2 separate regions of the Homo sapiens genome follow, and region 2 is linked to region 1. Evidence: read pairs that join two places in POLR2A ChIA-PET (ENCODE). Cell type or tissue: MCF 10A. All regions are shown on one strand.

Region 1 (5,000 bases):
TAGCCTGGAGCTCTGGAGGTAGCTTGATTCTCTGAGGATTAACACCTATAGAAATAGCAGTGACTTCACAAAGGTGAATAGTTGTTAATTTCTTGGCACTGAGTAAGAGGAACAGATGGGCAGTCAGAGGGGAAAGATTTTTTTTTTAAACCACAGAGATCTTTCACTGATTAGGCAGAAGAGTCAGTGGCCCACTGGTTAAGGAGGGTAATATGTAGGGCTCTCTGACTAAGTTTTATTGGCCTTAGTGGGAGTCTTGCCACCTACTGCTGGGTCAAGACTAAAGGGGACCCCACTCGCTGTCAATTCTGTCGGACAGTGTTTCCTGTCTGGGGTGGGCTGCAGCACCCTCGTGCTATGTAGTACTTGAGTGTTTTCATTTGCGGAGAGCTCCCTGGTGACTGCCAGCCCAAGTTAGTATGAATACTTCATTTTGAGGCAATGTGTGTGTGTCTGTGTGTGTGTGTGTGTGTGTGTGTCTGTGTGTGTGTCTGTTAGAGATAAGTTGCTTAAAGCAGGGGCTCTGGATAAAGTCCAGTTGCCTGTGTTGAAATCCTTCTGCTGCCAGTAACCATTTGTATGGTCTGAGACAAGTAATTTCATCTCTGTCTCAGTTTCCTGGTCTGTAAGATGGGGATAAGGATCATGCCTTCCTCTTTGGCTTGCTGTGAGTTTTAGTGGAATTATTGTATGCAAAGCACTCAGAAGAGTGACTTGTACAGAGAAAGTGCTCAGAAATGGTTAGCTACTATTATTATTCACTTAGCTACTCTTATTATTCATGTATAATACTGAAAACATTCATGCAAAGAGCATTTACTGAACTCTGTGATAAGCCAGGCCAGTGAATCATATACACACGTAAAAGTAACAGTACGTCTATTGCTTTGCACTGTTTTTTTTCTAATAAAACTGACTGAAGCCAGATATGCTATCAGTAAGGGTACTGCTCTCTCCCTAGCAGAGCTTTTTCTTGGTAGAGATCAGTCTCACCTAAAGAACAAGAGCTGGTCTAATTCTGGAGTCTTAGGATTTAGGTTCTGTCAGTAAGTACATAGCACTGAGCTTTCAAGGAGAGGGCAGGTGTAGGTCCTTGCAGGGTGGCTGGAAGGAGGTGGGGCTGTCTCTTACATGAGTGAATTAAAGTCCGCAGACCCATCCCACTCCTGCCCACCAGCACACCATAATGCACCTGTTTTCACTCACTGACCTAGCAAATGACAGATTATGACTCTAGAGGGACAAAGATGTGGCCTGGGGACCAGAATTTTTGCTGTCCCCAAAGCCAGTCCTTCAATACCAAAACTTTACCTGGAGTCTTCTGAATCCAAAAGGTCTCTGATTCGATTGCAGAGGCACCTACCCAGTCCTTTGTGTTCCATTCCCCCCACCCCGTACTTTGAATATTTGTGCTCTTCAGGGTGTTTGTGCATTGCATGTGGGGACTAGATTATAGCCTTACTGAGATACCAAAGGCCTTTGGTTTCCTGTCTCCATTCCCAGTGCAAACTCAAGTCACCAGTTTATGTTTCCAGAGCATAAGCATAAGTAGTAAAGGTGAATGCAGTTTTACAAGTGCCCAGTGTGACAAGTATACCACGTGTGAGGTTGGCGGGACCAGTCTATGAGGACAGGAAAGAACAGTATGTGGGCATCTTTATTTCCATTAGTCACTTTTTCATTCAACAAATACATGTTATGCAATGCAGCCTTTTGGGTGTTGTGCTGGGCAGATAAAAGACACATCCCACAGGGTCTTGCCCTTAAGGATTCTCCAGTCTGGTATAATAATATGCCAAAAACCACAGCTAAAGTACAAGGAGTACAGTGATATGTTCCATAAGAGAAGGAGGGAAAAAAAGTTCAGAGGGGAGAGTAGGAGAGGAATTTGATTTTGAGTCCTGAATGACTGGTAGGATTTGCCTAACCATACCTGAAATACGCAAGTACTTGCCTTACTAAGAACAAAGGGCTTTTTCTCTTGATCAAATCCCATTTAGAGTTTACGTTTGTGTGACCAGAATATTAGGTGCTAGTCTGTTCTAAATTTGTAATTCTCAGAATCTGCTGGGGGAGTACATGTGCTTCTCTGGGTTCTGAAAACAGCTCAAAGAATGGAGAAAATAAACCCAGTTTGGGGATGACTTCTTGTCAGTTCCCGGAACCTTTGCCTTTATTTAAAAACAGCATGTTCGATGCAAGTTCTGTCGAAAAGGCCTTTGGGATTTGAAAGCTTTTCTAGAAATAAATGCCTTTTAGGTCTAAGTGCTTTTCACCAAAATGCTAGGAAGGGAAGATCATAGTAACAAGTCTTAGAACAGAGGGGATATTGTTTTGTTTGTTTTAATGAAATGCCTGCGACCTGCTACCCCAAGTTTTGTTTGTCAGCTTTCTGCTCAGCTGTTATTTTGATAAGGGACTTGAAAGTACATCCTTCCCTCGCGGTCATTAAAGTCTTAGCACTTGGGTCAGTTGTGGAAACACTTCTGTGCTACACAAAGTCTTCTAAACAAAACAAATAGTCCATGCCCTGGCTCCAGGCTGCGGACCGTGTCAAATTCATGGAACGTGGCATCGTGCTCTGACAAGGAGAGCAAGAGGTCAGGATCCACAAAACAGGCCGGATGAAATCACCATCTCCGTGCGGGGAGGTGGAGAGAGCAGAGCCCTCCCTGCCAGTCTGGCAACTCCAGCAAAGTCCTCAGGCTCATCCCACACACTCGGTGCTAGTCACTGCTGTGTGTTTACATGAGTAATGGAGCTGCCGGGGGAGGGGAGTTGTAAGCAGAGCGCTGAGCCTCGCAGCTCGCATTCGGAGGGAAGCTGACATCCACACCAAGTCGAGACTTCCAGGGATGTGGCCGGGGAGCAGTCACATGCTGTAGCTTTCATGAGCACAGGCATCAGTCAGGCAGATGTTTGTCGACTGGAATGGGTAATCGCTACTTTCTCTTTGCTTGATTTTTGTTTGTGAGCTTGTTTACCTTTGGTAATTCCAGGCTGGCTTTCTGGGATGGACTTTCAGACCAGCGTTTAGGGGAATGAGAGGAGAGAGCGGGTGTGGGAAGGGGATCCTAAGCCCTAAAGCCTCTTTTTAAACTTTTGCCTCTCTGATTTTAAAGGCAGTTCTGCTTTACTGAGCTTCCACCAACAGTAAAACTGTTATCCGGAGGAGAAAATCAAATTAGTAGGATTAATTGTGTTTGTAAAATGAGTACAGTGTAAAAATGTCCTAAAACCACTGGTTAACTGCCTAAGTAAGATTAACAACAATCAAGAAGGTTCATGTTGTTTAGATTTGACATTGTCATAATCACTCCTTAAGTAATAAAAAGTGTGGGTGCCTTGAAAGGTCTGAAGGAAATTGTTTAGGGTATAATTCATTAGCTTGGAGTCATTCTAGGGGTGGTTGGTTAGTTGGTTGTTTTTAATTTTGCTTGACTTGGGTGACTGATGAAGTTAAATGTGAAAGCTGATGCCGGATAGTCATAGCTCTCAATAAACAGCAGCCTTTTCCCCCTACTTTCTGTGTAGATCTTAAAAGGAACAAGCTCAGCATCAAGGATGAAATAGAACTTTGATTTGTATCTTGTCTTTTCAAAAGTGTAACCCCCATGGAATCAGGCTAACCCCAGTGTAATCTTTGGATGTTATATTAAATAAGCCTTAAGATCTTCATAAAAATATATTGAAAAGGAAAAGACAGCATGCTGATTTAAATGTATCTGTCAGATTTGTTGAGATTTGAAACTTGCTGGTTGCAGTATTGTTAGTAAATATATGTAATAATGTTTTCCAGCTTGCTGTTGTGAATGCCCCTCTCTCTATAGCTATCTCTCTACTTATCTGTATGGTAATTTGAGAGAATGCCCTTGTCTCTGAATATTTTGTAAAAGAGATGTTTTCAAACATTTCATTACTATGATACCATAAGGGCAGGCATGTCACTTAGGTTTCGGAAAGCAAGATACAAAACAAAAACCAAAGATTGAGCTCAAAGCCTGGCTCAGTTTTTCAGCACCAAATGCTTCTTGTCTAACAACGTGGAAGGACATTTTTCTTATCATGATCCTTTAGAGCTAAGAGCTTCGTGTTACTTCTATTAATTAGACATGTTAAAGCTAAATAGATTAGCTTTGGGAAACGTGTACAGAAATGTATACTCTACCAATATGCAAGCCTTCAGAGAGAGAAGCATGTAATAATGAGGGCTGCCTGCCACAGATCTGTACATTTCTCTGAACAATTAGAAGGGATCACTGTAGTGAGATTCTGGGTCTTTAATAAAGAAACCCATGCAAGTGAAAATGTATATCAATTGTTTTCCATTTGTTTTCAGCGCCAAATCTTAAAGGCAGACCACGCAAAAAGAAACCATGCCCACAAAGAAGAGATTCATTCAGTGGTGTTAAGGATTCCAACAACAATTCCGATGGCAAAGCCGTTGCCAAGGTACGGTCATTCACTCCACGGTATTCATTTCGTTGCATCTTTTTATTTTTGCTTTTTCTCTTTATCTCTCTGTGCCTGTGTCTTGGAGGCAGTTTTCAATTCAGCATCTGACTTTGGTATTCAGAGCTTTTGAAGCTCTATGCTGTGCCTGTTCCTGCCACCTCCCTTCCCCTGGTTGCCGTGGGCTGGGGGAGGTAGGCATTTTGATTAGTCAACAGAAAGACTTCCTACCTCCCAGTTTGGCCTGTTATGAGTAAAGGACAGATGATTAAGCACCCACGTCATTGAGGCTGAGATTTCATAGTGGGTGACACAATGACATAGTTTACTCTGCTTGTGTCAAAAATAGACCAGCTGAACCGTCCTCTTTCTGAATGTGTTCATCTAAATGTGTTTTGGAGATTAACAGAGGATGAAATTAGAAATAGCTAGAATTAATCTTTTTAGTTATGTATTTTTCAAAGTCACTTCTAATTTACATTAGACTAAAATTAAAGATACATAGCAAAATATTTAGATGTATACATATGCCCACAAGCATTTATATA
Region 2 (5,000 bases), 190 kb after region 1:
AAAATCAGAAAACAGTTCAAGATGCTGCTTATTCTTTCAAATGACATCAATTTATTTCAGCAAGGAAGCAGTCTTTTTTCTCAATAATCAGATACACTACATACTAAAGAAAACATTTCAATTACAAATTAAAATCATACATACGTTCTTTATTGCTGAAGTGATCAGAGTCTTTCCACATTAGTGGTATTCGAATATCTATAAAGAAGGGAAAAAGAAATGACAAGTAATAATTTTGGTAAGTTTTATTCTTTACAGTGACCTGAACCTCTGCATTCCATAATAATTCTGACTACTATAGCTAAAATAAAGTGTTATTATTTAACAGCACATTTTCTAGACATTGTTTATAGTTTGTACTTTTAAAAAGTTAATCTGTCAAATTTTTGTGAGGTAAAAATATATTCTTCTTATAAAAATAACTGTTCTAACTCCATATATATCTGTTTCTTCCTTACTGATTAATTATGACATCTTTATCATATATGCCATTCTGAGTAAATGTCTGTTCCTTGGCTATACTTTTATGAATTTGAATCATTTATTAATTACTGTCTAGCTAAATACCAACACCATACTATTTTTCTTTTTTTTGTTTTTTGACAGGGTCTTGCTCTGTTGCTCAGGCTGGAGTGCAGTGGTGCCATCATGGCTCACTGCAGCCTTGAACTCTAGGGCTCAAGCAAACCTCCCACCTAAGCCTCCCATGTAGCTGAGATTACAGGTGTGTGCCATCTGTTGCCCAGGCTGGAGTGCAGTGGCACAATCTCAGCTCACTGCAACCTCCGCCTCCTGGGTTTAAGTGATTCTCCAGCCTCAGCCTCCCGAGTAGCTGGGACTACAGGCATGTGCCACCACGCCTGGCTAATTTTTTTCTATTTTTAGGAGAGATGGGGTTTTACCGTGTTAGCCAGGATGGTCTTGATCTCCTGACCTCGTGATCCGCCTGCCTAGGCCTCCCAAAGTGCTGGGATTACAGGCGTGAGCCACTGTGCCTGGCTGCCTAATTATTATACTTTTTTTTTTTTTTTTGTAGAGACAGAGTTCACTATGTTTGCTAGGCTGTTCTTCAACTTCTGGGCTCAAGCAATCTGCCCTCCTTGGCCTCCCCAAGTGCTGGGATTACAGGCATGAGCCACCATGCCTGGCAACACTATACTACTGTTAACTATTGTACCTTTATAATATACTTACTAATTTGTTAGATATATTTCTTTTTTGAAAACACCTTACTCTTACTTGCTAATTTCTTTATATAAATTTTAGAACAAATTTTGTCAAAATTTCCCTTTCCCAAGTGTTTTATTAGTATTCCATTATCCAAATTAATTTGGGAACTGATAACTTTATAATATTCTATCTTTACACAGAATAGCATAATAATTTGTCTTTACATTTTTATTAAGGTTATTCTTGAATAATTAATATTTTTGTTTTTTGGAGGTTTTCTTGTAAAGGGTATCTTTTTGCTATTATATTTTCTAATTAGTTATTGTTGATTTTAAGATAAACTACCACTTTTTGTATATTTATCTTGAATCCAGCCACTTTTACTGAATTCTTTATTCATTCAAATAGTGTTGCAGTAAATTCTCTTAAGTTTTGTAAGTCTACAATCTATTACCTTTTTTTTTTTGAGACAGCGTCTTGCTCTACCACCCAGGCTGGAGTGCAATCGTGCGATCTCACTGCAACCTCCATCCTCCCCTACCACCCCTGCCCCCGGGGTTCAAGTGATTCTCCTGCCTCAGCCTCTGGAGTAGCTGGGTTTACGGGCATGCACCACCACACCCGGCTAATTTTTTGATTTTCAGTAGAGACAAGGGGTTCACCATGTAGGCCAGGTTGGTCTCGAACTCCTGACCTCAAGTGATCTGCCTGCTTTGGCCTCTCAGTGTGCTGGGATTACAGGCATGAGCCACTGTGCTGGGCCTACAATCTATTATCTTCAAACAGTATTCAATTTATCTATTTATTTACTTTTTAAATTTTATTATTATTATACTTTAAGTTTTAGGGTACATGTGCACGACGTGCAGGTTTGTTACATATGTATACATGTGCCATGCTGGTATGCTGCACCCATTAACTCATCATTTAGCATTAGATATATCTCCTAATGCTATCCCTCCCCCCTCCCCCCACCCCACAACAGTCCCCAGTGTGTGATGTTCCCCTTCCTGTGTCCATGTGTTCTCATTGCTCAATTCCCACCTATGAATTTATTTTCAATAGTTTCATCTTTTATTCTTATTATTTTAGCTAGAACTTCTAAAATTGTTAAATTATATTGGCATAACAGACATTGTAATTTTGTTTTTGATTTTTATGAGAATGCTTTATTGTTTTGTAATTATGACTTGGCTGATATCCTGCCAAAAAGTCCACTTCTTCTTGCTTGACCACAGCTGCTGACTCATTTCATTTCACAACTGTACTTATTCACAGCTGTTCTTGCTCTGTTAGGATTAACAGAGCATTAACTATTTACACTATCATGGGAGGGACATGGATCCTGACTTCCTTTGCTGTACACCCACAACCTGTGGGTCAGCCTTCTTCTATCCCATGCCGAAGAGAGGAGGGTAGATATCAGCTCCACAAGAGGAGAAGCTGGATACCGATTTTCCAGGTAGTCTTGTGCTCTTCAGATAGCAATGGATTTGTAACCCATCAACTCTATTTCTGAATTCAGCTTCCAATGATAGAACTTCCTTCCAGATTCTTGCAAATGGCTCAGTTTCAGTTTACAGTACTCTAACTTTTGTCTTGTTTTATGTCTTCATTGCCATTTTAATGGTAAACTGGGAGAGTCATAATAAGACAGCTGACTTGATGCTATCAAGTCCCAGAAGTCTGTCTATCATTTTCAAAAGTGAAAACTAAGGTACTTGGTGAACTGATTTGGTTTATTCATTAAATTAGTAGTCGGTGACTAAGCTAATTACCACAATATAATTACGGTAAATACTACATTTACATATGGTAAATATTTGATGTTCAGCAGAAATAATAAATTTGTGATTTAGTTTCATAAAGACCTGGCCAGGGAGTGATGTAGCTGGAAACAGAAAACCCAGGTATTTTCTGGCTATCAATGTAATCTCAAAACATTATGACACTTTGTTGCAAATATTCATCTTTACCAAAACAAAGGTCACATTTTCATCCCAATATCAAGAAAAAATGGATTTATAAAGGTGAATTCATTTTTTATTTTGTTTTTACAAACACATACAAGATATAATTAAGTCTAGGCAAAGATGAAAAGACATTACGTAAGTATCCGATTTTCTCAGAGTTTCCGTTCCTTAATTTAAAATTATCTTTTGGAAAGAAGAAACACATGCAGAAATAAGTTCAATTTTTACACTTGAGTAATTGTGGGCAGGAAATAGTTTTTTATTTTATTTTAAATACTTTTACTTGAGCCTCCTTCTAAATGTACAGTTATTTCTAATATTATGAATTGCTACAATCAATAAACTGTTATGAAATGACAATAGATGTTGACTATCATGGCATTTGAGTGTTTAACAGCAACTTAACATATGTCATTTATATACTGAGTGACACTATATTAGAAGCAAGAAATGAAGGATATGTTTAGTTTTTATAAAATCTCAAAGATCTATAGTAATTTATTCACAAAAAATTTATTGCACATAATGAACAATACCACATAAAAATACATGTTTGATAGCAAAAGAATACAAGGATAAAACATGTTTTGTTTTGTATTATAAAGATAAAAACAAATATAAATAACTATAAAACAAGCAACAAATTTTTACATATTCCAGTTATTTTCTGAAGAATATTTTGCTTAGCTGAATGCAATTCTTCAGATTTTGGCCATTTACGTACTTTGTAAAATGTAGGTCTACCGTCCTGTGTGATAATTTTGTTTATCCAGAAAAATATTACTAGAAACAGTTCCTTAGGTGACAGTACCTCAAATGTAGCAGCAGGCTCTCTAGTACAAGACTTTTAGCCAATAACCTAGTGATTACTTAAGGACCAATGGAGGTATATACTATTGTTTCAAAAATGTACTGATAAGAAAATATTTGTAAAAGTGCATTATCTGACTAGTGTACACACGAGTCAGCCATGTATTCATTTCAATCTGTGGCATCTCCAAGCCATTGTCTTTAGCTTCCTGAACACTTTGGAGAAACTGAGACTGCACAGCATAAGTGCCATCTAGTGGTGAAGGGTCTCCTAACTGCATTAGGAATTGAGAGAAAGGAAACATCCTTTCTAGTTGGAACGGTAACAGAGATTATATTATATATAGATAAACAAACAGATATTTAAGAGAATGTAGTTATTTCACAAGCTAATTGGGTGTCAGAAGCATGGGTTATGTTGCCAGGACAAGGAGAGAAATGTCTGCTAAAGGCGACAGCTTATGTTTAGGAGTAATAGAAGATATGACTAGAAAAAAAATTGGGTCAAAATGGAAGACTGGAGAAAAATGTTTGGTCTTTACACTACAGGCAATGAAGAGCAGCCATCCATCCAAGAGTCACTGAGCAATTACTATGAGCCAAGCACCATGCTAGCTTCTGGGTGTAAAGTGATGACCAAAATAAACATGGTACCAAAACCTCATGGAACTTCTGACCTAGACAAAACATTAAAAACATTATTATAGCTTCTGAGCAGGAAAGGAACAGAGTCAAAAGACTTGGGTTTGGCCTAGCTCAGTCACTTAGCCTCTGAGTCTGTAGAAAATAACAATTACTCTACCTATTTTACAAGACTGCACTAGGGAGAAAACTGTAGAGTATGTAACATATGAAACAGTTTTCTTAAACTCTAAAGTTCTATATCAATGTAGCATATAATGCTAAAAACAGTGTTTTAGAACAAATATTCTGATAGAGGTATGAAAAACAAAATGAAGAGAATGGAGACAGGGCATAAAACAAAATCCACCATGTAGTTACGTTATAGAATTTATTCAGCAATATAAAAGATTCATTTATAGCATA

Evidence for each region. ChIA-PET counts read pairs that join two places held together with the same protein. Peaks named below come from ENCODE experiments on the same cell type or tissue, not always from the same donor. Only the 100,000 strongest peaks of a DNase experiment are listed, where the experiment ranks them.
Region 2: POLR2A ChIA-PET joins it to region 1 with 36 read pairs; 14 of 35 experiments call an interaction of 5 or more read pairs at or near these places.

Annotation. Positions count from the first base shown.
Region 1 is chr10:62,046,549-62,051,548 of GRCh38, forward strand. ARID5B (AT-rich interaction domain 5B) reads left to right here. Exons shown (of 10, transcript NM_032199.3): 5 at 4,340-4,452. Among named protein-coding and RNA genes, the nearest start is that of ARID5B, 150 kb to the left of the region's middle. RefSeq lists enhancers at 61-200, 991-1,050, 1,631-1,700, 2,321-2,410, 2,591-2,760 and 2 more. In MCF 10A, no CTCF peak of the experiment used is centred here; DNase peaks (open chromatin) are centred at 1,683, 2,733 and 4,703.
Region 2 is chr10:62,240,998-62,245,997 of GRCh38, forward strand. It overlaps RTKN2 (rhotekin 2), which reads right to left. Exons shown (of 12, transcript NM_145307.4): 4 at 145-198. Among named protein-coding and RNA genes, the nearest start is that of LINC02621, 16 kb to the right of the region's middle. In MCF 10A, a CTCF peak has its summit at 4,215 (motif pointing left); DNase peaks (open chromatin) are centred at 2,424 and 4,184.